2 separate regions of the Homo sapiens genome follow, and region 1 is linked to region 2. The links are chromatin contacts, found by Hi-C or POLR2A ChIA-PET in ENCODE. All regions are on one chromosome and are shown on one strand. The core of a region is the stretch at or near the end of the contact, and the rest is flanking DNA. Distances in the headings are between cores, read along the strand shown.

The links. Hi-C counts contacts between places; a loop is a spot of excess contacts on that map. ChIA-PET counts read pairs that join two places held with the same protein, here RNA polymerase II (POLR2A). Pooled maps may share reads with other maps.
Region 1: a pooled map shows a loop between it and region 2 (3-fold over the local background). The contact joins two enhancer-like sites. A Hi-C loop is called at or near these places in 2 of 37 single-sample maps with no recorded cell type and 3 of 50 pooled maps. POLR2A ChIA-PET finds 5 or more read pairs at or near these places in 1 of 52 experiments (GM12878).

The regions. Positions count from the first base shown.
Region 1 is chr5:1,494,053-1,499,427 of GRCh38, forward strand. LPCAT1 (lysophosphatidylcholine acyltransferase 1) reads right to left here. Exons shown (of 14, transcript NM_024830.5): 3 at 648-862. LOC124901162 (a long non-coding RNA gene) reads left to right here. Exons shown (of 2, transcript XR_007059103.1): 2 at 1-1,467. Among named protein-coding and RNA genes, the nearest start is that of MIR6075, 14 kb to the right of the region's middle. RefSeq lists an enhancer at 1-1,084. Within about 2 kb of position 3,364, at least 6 of the 41 ENCODE cell types and tissues checked have a DNase peak (open chromatin) inside an H3K27ac peak, as active enhancers do.
Region 2 is chr5:342,612-347,967 of GRCh38, forward strand. AHRR (aryl hydrocarbon receptor repressor) reads left to right here. Exons shown (of 11, transcript NM_001377236.1): 2 at 1,282-1,353. The coding sequence starts at 1,292. It overlaps PDCD6-AHRR (PDCD6-AHRR readthrough (NMD candidate)), which reads left to right. Exons shown (of 13, transcript NR_165163.2): 4 at 1,282-1,353. Among named protein-coding and RNA genes, the nearest start is that of AHRR, 24 kb to the left of the region's middle. RefSeq lists silencers at 1,156-1,255, 1,296-1,815 and enhancers at 4,236-4,435, 4,446-4,525. Within about 2 kb of position 1,685, at least 4 of the 41 ENCODE cell types and tissues checked have a DNase peak (open chromatin) inside an H3K27ac peak, as active enhancers do.

The sequences.
Region 1 (5,375 bases), core at 2,114-4,613, 1.2 Mb after region 2:
ACATCTGGTCCCCAGATGACGAGAGGGTGAATCTCTGCTGGAGTGAGCCCCCGGCTTTGGGGAGGGGTCATGGCAGCACCAGGTGCTCAGGTCCCTGGTTCACGGCACAGCCGCGGTGCATGGGCAGCCCTGCCGACCTGCTCCCAAAGACTTCCAGAACTGCCATCTGATAAAGGTGAGCCACCCTTGCCAAGCAGACCTGGAGCAAGCACTGTAGCCTGTTATGATAGTGAGGGCACTCAGGTAGCAATAAAAATAACAATTACAACAACGAAAATTACACAGGAAACCCCAACACAGAAAATGGGGCACAAGGCCAATGTGCCCGGCGGTGGGGGCTCGATCACTCCCAGCAGCGTGGTGGGGGGGGGGTCCCTCACTCCCGGTAGGGAGGGTCTCACTCATTTCCAGCAAGTGGGGGTCCCTCATTCCTAGCAGGGAGGGATCTCTCATTCCCAGAAGGGGGGGTCCCTAAAAACCAGCAGGGAGTCCCTCATTGCCAGCAACAGAGGGGGTCTCACTCATTCCCAACAGAGGGGGGACCCTCACTCCCAGCAGGAGGGGAATCTCTTATTCTCAGCAGCAGGGGGATCTCTCACTCCCAGCAGGGCAGGGTCCCTCACTCCCAGCAGGGGTGTCTCACTCACTTCCCCAGATCGGGATGTCTCTGCTCTCTGCCTTCATCACGATGGAGGACATCGTCATGGTCACAGGGATGGCGTCGAAGTAGGACGAGTGAGGCGCGAGCGTGAGGATGGCCGCCTCGGTGGGCAGCGCCTGCCGCCCCTTCACGGCCACCCGGTGGAAGCCGCCGGCGAACCACATGGTGCGCATGATGGCCTTCAGCAGGAAGTCCACAACCCTGCAAAAGAGGGCGCTGCGTCACGCGGGCACACGTCCGCAGTCTCGGAGTCTGTGTGAGGCACAGGGGCGGTCCCACGGGAGAGCCCTCCAGGGCGCAGTCCAGGCCACGGGCTTCCTGTGGTCGCCGCCGCTGGGACATCTGCTTGAGGGAAGAAAAGACGCCGCGCCTTCCTGGCCTCCGCCTGTGTCCTCGCTGGCTGCGCTCTCACCTACGAAGGAGGCCGCGGGGCCCTGTGTGGTGGTCACGGGCCACGCGGCAGGCAGTGCTAAGACAACATGAGACTCCGGAACACAGACAGCACAAGTCCCAGGCCAGAAGACCTCCGGACCTTCATGTTAGCAACTTATTTATCAGCATCCTATCATTTTGAAATGGGAAAAACATTAAAACACCTAAAACGCATATCGCAATATGGGGGGGGGGGCGCTCAGAGCTGAGGGCGGAAGCTGAGACCTGCGTGCGAACTTCCCCATCTCATCTCCACAGGAAGCCCGGGGTTCCCACAACCAGGCGTTGTGTTATTACAGTGAGCTGTTTCTGGAGGAAATTAGATGGCCAATAAATTTGGAAAATAAAGTAAAAATCAGCCTAGGTTAACTGAATTTGTGTACTCTTTATCTCTTTTTAAAATAGGTACAAATTTAGCCTTTTAAATGTGTGTATTCTCTTTCATATGAGGCTACAGATTAGGCTGTTATTCCACACCTCAGGGAATTGACACGCAGCAGACAGCCACGGTGTGTGAGAAGCCACAGGTCAGGCACACAGAGAACATGATTCAGCCTCATGAGAAGCCACGGCTCACTCGGCCACTGGGTTAAGTGGGCGCATCACACTGGGTAAAACTACTGCACAGAGAAACAAGAGCCTGAAGCCTTACTGGATTCACATTGCCCTGGGACAGATGATCCTCCCAGAAGACTTCCAGGACAGGGGTCCCCATGGATCTGAGCCAAGGCGGTTGCTAGGAGGGCACAAAGCCTCCTCTCGTGGGGCCACCTTGGAATGGCCTTTGTGTATGCGATGATAAACAATGGTGTAGTTACACATGGAGATGCTGGGGACCAACCCAGGGTGCTGCTTGTCTAGAGGAGGGGGGATTACACAGGTGTGCACTTCTTCACCACCTGTTCAGCTGCATATTTAAAAATGTACTTTTCTGGCCAGGCATGGTGGCTCACGCCTGTAATCACAGCACTTTGGGAGGCCAAGGCAGGTGGATCACTTGAGGTCAGGAGCTCAAGACCAGCCTGGCCAACATGGTGAAACCCTGTCTCTACTAAAAATACAAAAATTAGCTGGGCATGGTGGCAGGCGTCTGTAATCCCAGCCACTCAGGAGGCTGAGGCAGGAGAACTGCTTGAACCCAAGGGGCGGAGGTTGCAGTGAGCCGAGATTGCGCCACTGCACTCCAGCCTGGGCAACAGAGTGAGACTCCATCTCAAGAAAACTAAACTAAAAAATAAAGATGTACTCTTCTGTGCACATGTTATTTTCCACAAAAAAAAAAAAAAAGTACAAAAACAAAAGCCAAAAGACAGCAATTGATGCCTAAGATGGAAGAAACAAGGCAGCGGCGGAGGGAGAAGCGAGGCTGCAGAGGAGGCTGCGGCGGGCACAGGAGCCAGTCTCGGGCAGGTTCAGGGGCAGGAGAGAGGACAGCAGGAAAAAAGGGATTAAAACCCGGGCGGCCCTTAGAGGAACACACCTGCCAGCCCCGAAATCGAATTGCAGGGACAGACGGTGCTCAGGGGAACTGTACTGGGTGTCGGGGCAGGGAAAAAGCAGCCTCAGCTCTTCTCTAAAGATCTTGGAGGAATTTTATACCCAAACTATCCACATGTGAAAACCCGGACTGCTGGTGTGGATGACAGCCTCAGAGAAAAGCTCCGCTTGCTGTGGGGTTGGGGACCCAGCACCCACTCACCCCAAGGCAAAGGGAGCCAGCACAAGCCCAGGGTGCTCAGGTGCCTGGGCAGCCCATTCCCAGGGGAATGTGAATCAGGAGACAGATCTATCTGCATACACAGGAGCGGGGATCTCCATCAGCACCCCCAGGAAATCCACTCCGTCCTACCGCCCTCACACGGACGACACCCAAGAATCCTGAGACGTGTGAGCAGAGCAGCTGCATGGCAGAGAAGCAGAGGACTGACCCCAAGGAGACAGAAAGGGTGGGCATCAGAAGAGGGGTGCAAAACATCCACCACGCTCGCCAAGAGAGTCTGGAAGAACAGGGCGCTGAGGAGCATCAAAGAACAAGAAAACACTCTCAGAAACCAAGACTGTCACTGTGGAGACAAGCAACTCACAGGAAAGACTGGGAAATGAGGAGGAGGAAATCTCCCAGAACATGCAGGGGGAAAAGGAGGAAGGCCGCTGAGGCCTGCATCTCCTCAAGCCAGCTGGCATGTGGAGGTGGGTGGGGGAAGCCCACACGTCTAAGCGTGAGGGGCAGGCGCAGGCCCCGGCTCTGCAGGTTCCAAATGTTCTGCTGTGAGCAGAGGCAAGAGGCAGAGTGGAGCCGGCCCTGGAGAGGACCTATACACATGTACACAGCCTGAGTGCTGGCTACGGTGCCAGGCCGGTGGGGTAGGGCAAAGGAAGGGGCCCTGGGGCCACGTCTGGCGGGGCTTCAAGGAGGCAAGTCTGGTGATCCACGTGGACTGGCTTAGCTGGGTCAGGGACGGCCCCTGGGTGGCTGGTGGGAGGGCTGTGTTGGGCTGGCAGGTGTGGAGGGGCAGCCCCAGGCTGAGACGCAGGTGGCAGGAGCTGCTGGCTTCTGGGAGACCAGATAAAGTGGTTTGATGCTCAAGTTCAAGCTCCAACCTCCAGGCCAACATACGGGGAGTACCTAGAGTCATCATGGGGATGGCATCCCCAAACTTGGGAACAGGTGTTCCCACACAGAGCATTCAGGAAAGGGCACCATCCATCTGAACCATCCGGTCAGCCAAGGGGCAGCCCCTGGAGGACCTGGCCCAGCTCAGGACTTGGCCCGTGGTCAAGGATTCAGCGCCAGATGGTCGGGTTTTGCAAAACGATGCTACGGTTTTTACAACACTGTGTGTGTTGAAAGTAACCTAAAATAGTGCCTTTTGCGAAACTGTGTCATTCTTTCACTGAAAGCCTAAGATTTTTATTTTAGGAAGGTTTGAATGACACTAACTTACATTCAGCAAAAATGCTTTAACTCAACATCAATCTATTCAAAACTGCAGAGCAGTGCATAACGTGAGCCAACTTAAGTCCCAAACCGACTACGTAATTATTATTCAGCGGTACACTCTGAATCTGCTACTTCAAATTCAGTTTCCTCCTGATCCCTTACGTCCCTAACTACGGTGCTTTTGTGACTAGGTTTCCCCTTGGGGAGTTCAGAATTCAGGGTTTGTTCTCTCTTCTGTTTCCCTTCAAGCACCAAGCCAAGCCCAGGACTGTGCACCAAGGGAGCTTTCATCAGTGCTGCTGAAGGAGACGCCAGGGGCTCCAGGGGTGGGATTCAATGCCAGGCAGCACGGGCAGCTTGAGTGCCCACAAGCATCCGTGCATACTCCCACACATGCACACATTCACACACATACACAGACATCGCTCTCATATATACTCACATGCACACACACACTCATACATATGTACACACATATACTCTCATACACATATGTACATACATCATACATATGTGGACACCTGTACACACGTACACTTGCACATATACACACATACATGTACACAGAGACACAACACTCATACACATGTACATACTGTCATACACGTACATGTATGTGCACACGATACAGACATCCATCCACACATATATACATGCACTCACATGTACACACATGCAACACACACAGGTACACAGCACACACATATACACATGTACACACTCATATACATACTTGCACTGGTGGCTCACATACACACAGTAATGCAACCACATGCCTATGCACGTGTACCTACTCCCGTGCATGCACATACATATGTATGCACACTCACATGCGCATATGTACACACATACACACCCTCTCTGCACACATACACAGAATGATACACAGTGAGTCTCCACAGACCCAGATGCCCAAAGATCTCATGAAGCAGAGGTGACAGAAACCCCAACGTGTCACTGTCACGGGACACTTCACACGTGCATGAGATGTACATATGAAAGCGTCTCTGAAGTACAGCTGCTAGAATAAGAGTCCGTTGTGGTCCATTTATCGCCTGTTGAAGCCAAGTCAATTATTCACAGACAAGAAAAGCCACCAGGGTTAGCATGGGGAAACGGAAAATTGCCCCAAGCCATCTATTTTGAAAAGTGAGAGCCTGTGCTCGCACGGGGCTCCTGCCTCCTGAGACAGAACAGAGGAGGCGGGGAGCTCGGCCCAACAAGGACATGGGGAGTAAAGAGAAAGGGTGCCAGGAAAGCACCACGAAGCCATTGCTGCCCACAGCACCACATTCAGCCAGGTCACCTGCAGCCTGCTTCACACTACAGAACCCCCACTTT
Region 2 (5,356 bases), core at 435-2,934:
GTGAGTCTGCCTCCTCTTCCAGGCTACACTCACTTCAGGTCAGGTGAGGGCTCCTTAACTTCCTCCCCAAGGCTTCTGGCCCAGAGCCTGGCACGGGATGGTTACTGCACACAGGTCTGCAGAACGTTTGTGAGGGCTCAGCTGCACCCATTGCAAGGAAAATCAAGATTCTGTGAGAAGAAGGGTGATGCCCTCTCTGAGGTGGGTGGCAGGCAAGCTGACCAGCCTGGGCACAGATACTGGGCTGCTCCTCAGGGGCCCCGCTGGGAGGCACATGCCTGTGTCCAGCACTGTTGGTGGCAGCTGGTGGGTGTAGTCAGCTGGACTCAGGGCGCTGTGAGCTAGTGACTTAAGTGGAATCCCAGGACTGTAGAGTGGAGTAGAATTTTACATAGAAAAGAGGAAGCCTGTTGGCCCAAAGCACAAGGCTATCAAGGGCAGAGATGAGAAGAGCAAGACCTGCCACAAACCGCACAGGGAGATCACACCACAGAGAGGAGATTATGCTGTTGCCCTGCATGCGCTCTTGGGGGTGATGGGATCATGTGGCCCCGTGTGTCCTCTCGGAGTGACAGGAACATGGGACCTGAGTACCCTCTCAGAGGTGACAGAAACACGGGACCCCACATACCTTCTCGGGGTGACAGGAACACGGGACCCCACATACCTTTTCGGGGTGACGTGAACACAGAACCCCACATACCCTCTCAGGGGTGACAGGAACGTGGGACCCCACGTACCTTCTCGGGGTGATGGGAACACGGGACCCGCGTACCCTCTTGGGGGTGACGGGAACACGGGACCCCACATACCTTCTCGGGGGTGACGGGAACACGGGACCCCGCGTACCTTCTCGGGGGTGACGGGAACACGGGATCCCGCGTGACGAGTGTTTGGAGGCTGCAGGCTGCCCAGGCCTTGGCTGCGCCCCGCCCCGCCCGTTCCTGGCTTCCTCGATGGCTTCCTCCTCAGGACGCCGGTCTCCCGCCACGGCGCCCTGAGCCAGGCTCCAGAGCAGGCGGCTTCTCTGGGGGAGGCCGGGACCCGCCTGACACCGAGGGGAGGCCCAGGCGTGACCCGGCCCCGGTGGCTCCTCGGTGCGGGGTGCTGGAGAGCAGGGGTCCCGGGCCAGGGGGTCCCACGAGGAGGAGCAGGAGGTGGGGGCCTCGCGGGGTCGCGGGTGTGGGGGCGCCAGGACCGCGCTGAGGGGCCCGGGGCATCGCGGCGGGAACAGGGCGCACGTGGCGCGTTCCGGTGACCGGGTGCCCCCTTGTCTTCCAGGCCGAGGACGATGATCCCGCCGGGGGAGTGCACGTACGCGGGCCGGAAGCGGAGGAGGCCCCTGCAGAAACAGTAAAGTATCCCGCCTTCTGCTTGTGTGGGTTGTTGCACCCATGGAAGGGGAGGGTTGGGGTTTGCCTTGAAAACGGAGTTTTAGGAACAGGGCGAGCGAGGAAGGCTTCGGGAGCCGGGCGGGCCGGGGCTGAGCTCCGGCGCGGGCGGCGCAGGAGTCGTCTCCCCGCAGCGCCCCGGTGCCCGGAGCCCCCGGCGAGGCTCGTCCCTGCGCCCTCGGGGCCCTGAGCGGTGGAGCGAGGCGGCGGGCACCGTGAGGCGCTGAGGCCAAGGACGCGGGCGGAGCTCCGGGCGGCAGAGGCGGAGGCGGCGGGGCCACGGCAGCTTCCCAGGCTCCGCAGGCGAGACCGCCACCCGCTGGGACGGAGGGTGTGGCACGGCCGGGTGTGTGCGTGTGTGGCGAGGCTATGCGAGGCTGTGTGTCTGCGGGTGGGGAGGGCTGCGGGGGTGTGTGCGGTATGTGTGAGGCTGTGGGGGGCTGTGTGTGGGGTGTGTGTGTGTGAGGCTGTGTGTGCGCGGGGGGAGCTGTGTGTGTGTGGGTGTGTGTGTGTGAGGCTGTGGGGGGCTGTGTGTGGGGTGTGTGTGTGTGAGGCTGTGTGTGCGCGGGGGGAGCTGTGTGTGTGTGGGTGTGTGTGTGTGAGGCTGTGGGGGGCTGTGTGTGGGGTGTGTGTGTGTGAGGCTGTGTGTGCGCGGGGGGAGCTGTGTGTGTGTGGGTGTGTGTGTGTGAGGCTGTGGGGGGCTGTGTGTGGGGTGTGTGTGTGAGGCTGTGTGTGTGCGGGGGGAGCTGTGTGTGTGTGGGTGTGTGTGTGACTGTGCGGGTGTGCGAGGCTGTGTGAGACTGTGTGTGCGGGTGTGTGTGGGGGACTGTAGGGAGCTGTGTGTGTGGGGTGTGTGAGACTGTGCAGGTGTGCAGGTGTGCGAAGCTGTGTGAGACTGCGTGTGCAGGTGTGTGTGGAGGGCTGTGGGGAGCTGTGTGTGGGGGGGGTGTGTGTGTGAGGTTGGGGGCTGTGTGGGGTGTGTGTGAGGCTGTGTGTGGGGAGTGTGAGGCTGTGTGTGTGCGAGGGGGACTATGTGTGTCGGATGATGTCCCTGGCTGTGTGTGGGGATGTGTGTGTGTGTGTGTGTGTGTGTGTCAGATGATGTCCCTGGCTGTGTGTGGGGATGTGTGTGTGTGTGTGTGTGTGTGTGTCGGATGATGTCCCTGGCTGTGTGTGGGGATGTGTGTGTGTGTGTGTGTGTGTGTGTGTGTGTGTCGGATGATGTCCCTGGCTGTGTGTGGGGATGTGTGTGTGGGGAGAGGGGTGGGTGGGTGTGTGTGTCGGATGATGTCCCTGGCTGTGTGTGGGGATGTGTGTGTGTGTGTGTGTGGGGATGTGTGTGTGTGTGTGTCGGATGATGTCCCTGGCTGTGTGTGGGGATGTGTGTGTGTGTCGGATGATGTCCCTGGCTGTGTGTGTGTGTGGGTGTGCGTGTGTGGGTGTGTGTGTGTGTGTGTCGGATGATGTCCCTGGCTGTGTGTGGGGATGTGTGTATGTGGGGGGGAGGGGGTGTGTGTGTCAGATGATGTCTCTGGCTGTGTGTGGGGATGTGTGTGTGGGGATGTGTGGGTGTGTGTGGGTGTGTGGGGGTGTGTCTGTGTGTGTGGGTGTGTGTGTCGGATGATGTCCCCCGCTGCAGGGGCTGTAGGATTCTGTGTAGATTCACAGCAATGCCACCCTCACTGCCCTAACACCTGCTGTGATAATGAGGTAAGGCCCCTTGGCGCCTGGACGTGTCAAATGCTTGGCCTTAGTGTGTGGCCGTGGTGCCTCCAAGCACTGCGGGGCCCCAGGAGGAGCTGGGGCTGGGAAACAAGGGGAGGTAAGGCCTCCCTTGGGAAGGAAGGATCCTGTTTACTGTTTACATCTTGTTTAGGTGTCTTGTTATGGTAAACAGTAAAGAGATCCCATGTCCCGCAGGGAGACCTTACCTTGTCCCTCAAGGCTGCAGTTTGCGGCCAAGGCCTCGCACTCTCTGTGCATCGAACACCAGCATGCAGTAGGCTCAGTGCCCAGGCTGACGCTGGCCCAGCGGTGAGCACATGCGCAAAACCATGCCTGGGGCCAGGCACACAGCCGAGGCCGGGACCAAGGGCTGCAGAAGAAACAGCACAGCCCTGCGCTGCTTGCGAACAAGCTCTAGCGGGGGACGGCAGTAGATACGGATGCTGCAATTCATATATAAAGGGAGGAAACATAAATACGGTGCATGCACATTTTCTAGTTTATTCGTAAAATGTCTCCCGACGGAATCACAGAAAACTTAAAATCAGCTGCCTCCAGGCAGGGAGCCAGCCTGAAGACACTTTCCTCTGAGTTTTGAAATAGGTGAGCACACTAGCTATTCAAAACACCAATACATAAAACGCAAAGGCCCAGAAACTCCTTTCTCAGGTCTTTGCAGTGGAATAAAAACACAATAAAAGCAGGAAATTTCGTTCTGATTCTTCCCCAGACGGCCCCACCACAGGGACTGCATTTGCAGCTGTGTGACAAAGCTATTTCCTCTCCTTATTTAATGTGACAAATACGTCTGCTACCCAAATCTCTCAAGTGCACAGGCTCAGGAGCACATTCCGTCGCCCACCCCCGGGGGACCCAGCTATGGAAGTGTCTCAACCCTTCCTGGCCCCCTACGTGCACCCGGCTTCATCCTTGGCCCCCAGGGACGGCGGCCCTTCACCTGCAGACCTCAGCCTCACCCTGTATAAAGCTCTGTCTTCCTCTGCTGCTACAAGAACCCACTGCAGATGCAGCATCAGCCAGGATGCTTCCACATCCCCCCGCGGGACCTGGGGACCTGGGTGAATGATGAACACGCGGAAGCTCACGTAGCTTGCTGTGCCGTGAGTAGTAAGCCCTTTGTCTCCGCCTCCGGGGTCTCATGTCTTCTTCCAGGGTCCACGAAACAGGAACGAGTTGTTAGCTTGCAAGAGTTAAAATCAAATCCCCCACACTCGTGTATTGGGAGGATGAAAACCTAGATGTGGAATTGCTCAGCCAAAGCACGGGCGTTTGTAATTTCAATAGTTGTTCCCAAACCTCCCAGCATTAGGGTTAGAGTCCCTCATCAGTTCCTCCTCCCCACGCCCCAGCACATAGTGTATTTCAGATATTGGTGATTTTAATTTGCATTCTTGTATCATAAGTGAGGTTTAAGAGCGATTTGCATTTCCTTTTCTGTGAACCGTGTTTACGCCTTTTGCTCATTTTTCTAGTAGATTGTTTATGTTTTGTGCCTCTTGATTTGTAAGAACTTGGAAACTAGGGAAATTAATTTTTGAATGGGTTTCAAATACTTTACCCCAGTTTTGATTTTACATATAGTGTTCTTTGCCATGCAGAAAAAATTAAATTTGTATGAGTTGAATTTGTCGATCTTTACTTTTGTGGCTAATTTTACATCACGATTAGGAAGATCTCCCTTACTTCAAGTTTATAGGAGAATATTCCCATTAGTTCTTCGAATACATTCCTTAAAATATATGTATTTATGTTTAAAACTTTTAAGCACTTGGGGAAGAAAGAGGAAAAAAGAGGGAAAAAAGAAAACCAGTTGTGATTTGAGGGGCAATGAAAGACAGTGAATGACTTGAATAGTCGTGAAATGTTTTCCAACTCAGACACACACCCCCACTGCACACATACAGTAGGCAAGGTGATGGAGGCTGGTGTGTCCAAGCATGGGCATCTGTGAAGGCTGCCGTGTCTTTCTCCATGGAGGGGCTGCTGGCACGTGCAGGGGTCCTGGGAACCCCTCTAGGGACCCACTCTGGGAAACTGGAGGCCAAAACACTGTTTTGATGTTGAGTCTGGGTGCCCATCCTGCACCCTCTCCTGCGGTGGGGGCCCCCTCCGCTCTGGCCATCCCAGCTGTGGCCCTTGATGCACCTGAGGGCCGTGTCCAGTGCTCTGGTCTGCCCAGCTCCTCTGTGGTGATGGGGGATGGGTCTGTGTGTGCCCTA